2 separate regions of the Homo sapiens genome follow, and region 2 is linked to region 1. Evidence: chromatin loops called from intact Hi-C (ENCODE). Cell type or tissue: Calu3. All regions are shown on one strand. Region 1 overlaps LOC107986428 (a long non-coding RNA gene). Region 2 overlaps MSH3 (mutS homolog 3).

What was found. Hi-C counts contacts between places; a loop is a spot of excess contacts. Peaks named below come from ENCODE experiments on the same cell type or tissue, not always from the same donor. Only the 100,000 strongest peaks of a DNase experiment are listed, where the experiment ranks them.
Region 2: it touches region 1 in a loop (3-fold over the local background); 1 of 110 quality-filtered maps calls a loop at or near these places.

The regions. Positions count from the first base shown.
Region 1 is chr5:80,919,387-80,921,886 of GRCh38, reverse strand. LOC107986428 (a long non-coding RNA gene) reads right to left here. Exons shown (of 2, transcript XR_001742759.2): 2 at 1-2,500. Among named protein-coding and RNA genes, the nearest start is that of RASGRF2, 40 kb to the left of the region's middle. In Calu3, no CTCF peak of the experiment used is centred here; DNase peaks (open chromatin) are centred at 666 and 1,356.
Region 2 is chr5:80,851,527-80,854,026 of GRCh38, reverse strand. All of the region lies in intron 20 of MSH3 (mutS homolog 3), which reads right to left. Among named protein-coding and RNA genes, the nearest start is that of RASGRF2, 110 kb to the left of the region's middle. In Calu3, no CTCF peak of the experiment used is centred here; no DNase peak of the experiment used is centred here.

The DNA.
Region 1 (2,500 bases):
CAAAGAAAGTTTCTTAAATTCTACGTGCCTCAGCTTCATCATCTATAAGGATACTAATACCTCCTTCATAAGGTTGTTGAGAGAATTCAATAAAATAATTTATGTATAGCAGTTAGAATTATGTACTTTGTATATAGTAATTGCTCAATAAATATTAGCTATTATTATTTTCTTTATTTCACTTTTTAATTTTTATTTTAGGCTCAGGGGTACATGTGCAGGTTTGTTAATACAGGCAAACTCATGTCACAGGAGTCTGAGGTACAGAGCATTTTGTCACCTGGGTACTAAGCATAGTACTCAACAATTATTTTTTTTCTCATCCTCTCCCTCTTCCCACCCTCCTCCCTCAAGAGGGCCATATCATTATTTTCATTTTTAAAAATTTCTAGTTTATCCAGGGAGTAGTAAGCTTCTTAAGGGCAGACAGTATCATCTCATTTCTTTGTCATTCTCCAGAACTAGTAAGGGTGTCTGGCACACAATAGGTGCTCAATAAATGTTGTTTTTGAATATAGGTAGAACCAAAACAGCCTTAGGGGCTGAGCTAAAAAAAACACCAAACTTTAGTCTGTCACCAAATATGTAGGGTTCTCTTCACTTCTCTCCAGAGTCCACAAATCCTTTGGGACTATCCATGGTGCTGACCTCTGGCCAATTGGCTTACCTGGCCAGAGCCTGACCAACAATTTGGGCCACTTGCCAATCTGACTTAACACCTCTGCCATGCCCCCAGTTGGATGGACCATATTGTTGCCTCAGTGTAGTTCACAACTAAGGCTTTTCAGTAATCCTCCCTACCTGACCTCCTAAATCTGCCAGAGGACCCTTTCCTAAACCTTGCCCTGTTCAACTTGCTTCTCATGACGCTGACCACAAAAGGAGCTAACTCTCTTCTCTACTTCGCCTCTCTTTCCTTCTCTAATGCCTTTTCTGCTGTGGTTTCCCCCACTACTTTGTTGCTCTTGGGTTTTTTTTTTCCACACCTTTTCCTCTTTTCCTTCTCCCTTAAAATATCCCATTTTATGTCCACTATATTATTGATAACTCCTCCTGCCCCCCCTCACAAAATCCCTTGGAATTAGGCATATTTTATCTAAATGCAGAAAGATAGGATGTAGAGAAGGCCTTCCATGGGAGAAGAATAAGCGACAGGCAGGCTTTTCCCAGGATAGGAGCTATACACTGGGCCTCTAACATTTATTTACCTGTTTAAAATATGTTCAATATATTTTCATTAAGACAGAGGTGAGGATGAGGGTATAGAGTAGGTATGGTGACAGAGATCAGACTAGGGGTTAAAGCCCAGGTAGGAAGTGCCCCAAGGATGAACTTTGATTACATCACTGGCTTGTGTGGGGCCAGAACTGGCTAGAAAGACAGGTTTTTGTTCCACATAAACTCTGCTGGAAGGAAGGCATCCAAAGATGAAAGGGAAAGTTATGAGGTATTTTTTATTTCCTCCATGGACTTACTTAAAAGAAATTTAGCTACATCCACACACAGATAAATATTATCAGCATCTTTGAGCAGGGCCATCTCTGAGGAAGATCAGGAGCATTTAATGTATATGGTTTCTAACATTGCTACAGCAAAATGCAATCAACAAAGCTGGTCAATGACTTAAAGTGAACTAGGTTTAGATCCATTAGTCTTAGAGCTCTTCTGACAGTTGGTGCTGGAGGTGGGCTAAGCCAGAGGGGCTAAGCCAGAGGGGCTAAGCCAGCCTCTTACCATTCACATGATGGCTCGCATTTACTAGAATGCTTCTGAAGGTAAATGAATATACATACAGCAACATATGTAATTGTTTTTGTTAATATGAGTAACCGGCAAAGGAATTTTAAGTTTTGTTTTCTTTTGTTTTGCTTTTTAAAGTTAACACTAGTTGGAGCCATGCATTTTTCTAAGAGTTTCACATCTGTTAACCCATTCAATGTCCAAAGTAACCCTATGATCTAAGTACTATTATTATACAACTTTACATATGAAGACTGGGCCCAGAGAAGTTAAGTAACTTGCCCAAAGTCACACAGCACTGCTGGGAAATGACTGTGTCATTTGAGTCCGGATTCAAACCCAGGTGTTCTGGCTCCACTCTCGGCTCTTAGTCTCTGAGCTCGTCTGGCCCTTTAAGGGAATTACGGGTGATGGGCTATCTTTCTAGGGGTGCAGGGACTGGGTACAGGTCTAACTAGGTGAATCTTTTAAATACATTTACAACAAATGTTAAGAACTCTTTAAAGTGAAAATGAGGATATATCACCAAAAGCATCTGCAACTCAAGGAGGCTAGGAATGGGGTGAGCAAGGTATTAGTTCATGAGCTCAGCTCCTGCCCTCCCTGCAGAGAGTGACACTTCTTGATTCAGTGTTTCCAGGGGCCCCAGTTACTTAGCTCTTTCCAACTCTGTCCCCTCAATAAACTAGTCAATTTATTATCACACATTATCACCTTATAATAAATGTGAAACAGCATTTTGTTGCGAAGAAATAGATAA
Region 2 (2,500 bases), 68 kb after region 1:
TATATTTTGAGCCAATAATAGCTCAAATTAAATTAAACAAAAGAAAACATGTTGGATGTAAAGAGTGTCTAACATCATACTGTACTTTGTAGGAACATTCTGGATAGAATTTGAGGTATTGCACAGAACTCCTAAAAAGTAGGGAAACGTTTGATCCTGCTTTTTTCTCACTAATAAATCCAAATCAAAGTTTTGGTATTCACAGGACAAAACAATACTTCTCTGTGTTTCTGTGTTTAAAAGTCCATGATACTGTACAAAGATCTTGTACAATTAAAGGTTTTTTTCAGTGTTTCCTTAAGAAGATTCCATACTGATATTACAAATTAAAGTACTACATATAAAGTAAGTTATTTATATACAACTTTTTACTGGAACTAGAATTATAGACGTTTGATACCTTGGACAGCAGCTAATACAGGTTCCTAAAGTAGATTTTATGAAACAGTTCCTACAGATGTCAAGAAATAGATCCAAAAGATTTAAATTTCTTTTCTGTAAGACTTCTTAAAGCCTTTAGTATGAGACTACATATTGTGCTTTTTTTTTTTTGGACAGGGTTTCATTCCCATTGCCCAGGCTGGAGTGCAGTGGCATGCTCTCGGCTCACTACAACCTCTGCCTCCTGGGCTCAAGTGATTCTATAGCCTCAGCCTCCCAAGTAACTGGGACTACAGGTGCATGCCACCACACCTGGCTAACATTTTTTGTATTTTTAGTAGAGGCAGGGTTTCACCATTTTGGCTAGGCTGATCTTGAACTCTAAACCTCAAGTGATCTGCCTGCCTTGGCCTCCCTAAGTGCTGGGATTACAGGCATGAGCCACCGTGCCCAGCCAGTGCATTTCTTAGAGAAGGATCTAGTACACAGCTTTTCTTTAACTGATTTAACCATGGTCCCTGAAATGTCTTCCAGAGCACCTTGCAGCAATAATGTCTTTCAGAACACATTTGGGAAAACACCTATATAATGCAAAAGGAACTGAAAAAAACAAAGGAATCATTATTAGGTAATACTCAGTGTTATGCAGTTAATTGCAAAACTCAGAATTCAGGTTTTTCACCCAGTAGCCAGCTTTGTGAATGCTGGTAACTACTTTCTCAGCAAAATCCCTTCATTGATTTAGTTTTGCTACAATAGTTCACAAAATAGGACACATACTTCACATTTGACCTACAGCACCATAATGTACCTTTCATTTCTTAAGAAAGTCATGGTCAAATTGCACCTTAACCAGCTGTGTGGCTGAAGCCCTATAAGAACAAGGGAGATGGAATGTGATGTCAACACATGGGCAGAGCCTTAGAACTGTTCCAATAACTAGCGGCATTGAGAAATTGTATAATTTCTGAAATGTTGCCACCTTAGGAACATTCTGGCTACTTTTTCAAAGTTCGAATACTGGTATTTACCTCAAATTTCAATGTTTACTTTAACAATATTTCCTTTTCCCCTACCACAAAACAGGATGATGAAACTTTCATATCCCTGAAACCACTTAGAATGCTTCAGAATCACAATGGTTCACCCTGTCTACCACTGTTTGCCTTTATTGTGGCAGGATGTGAGCTGACAGAAAGAAATCTTTGGCTGATAACAGAACATTCTGATGAGGGAAATATTTTGGGGGGTCATTGATTTTTAGAAATTAGGATAATACACAAGCACTGGATACAGTTTTTTGTTTTGTTTTTTGTTTTTGAGACAGGCTCTTGATCTGTCACCCAGGCTGGAGTGCAGTGGCAGTGATAACAGCTCACTGCAGCCTCAACCTCCCAGGCTCAAGCGAGTGCCCACCTCAGACTCCTGAATATCTGGGACCACTGGCGCATGCCACCACACCAAGCTAATTTTTAAATTTTTTGTAGAGTCAAGGTCTCACTATGTTGCCTGGGCTGTTGTTGAACTCCTGGGTTCAAATGATCCTCCTGCCTTAGCCTCCCAAAATGCTGAGATTACAGGCATGAGCCACCATGCCTGGCTGTTGTATACAGTTTTAATACAGTAGATTAAGCATTATACTTAAGTGCTTTCTAAAACAGTAAAGTAACAGAGTGGTCTTGTTAGAAATGTCAAGAATTGTAAGATGTGCCTGGACAAGTTATTTCTAGGCAGATACACACACATATTTATAAAAAACATTTTGTATATGACAGAGGTGAGATTTCAAATTAATAGGGAAAGGATGAACTACCAGTCAATGAAAAAGATGCTAGCTAATTAGTTATTTCAGAAAAAACAAAGATGTGTCCCTATATAAGCCATATTCCAACATAAATGTACATGGATTTAAAAGTTTAATGTAAAACTAGAAATCATAAACATACCAAGCTATATAGATGAAATTTAATCTCTGGACAGGTGAGTGGGTGGCTTTACATATATGTCATCAAAACATATATTTAGCAAAAGACACATAATAAAAAAGTTAAAGGCAAACCACAAACTGAGAAAAAACTTACAGTAATTATAATGAGCACTTAACATTCCCAAAATAAAG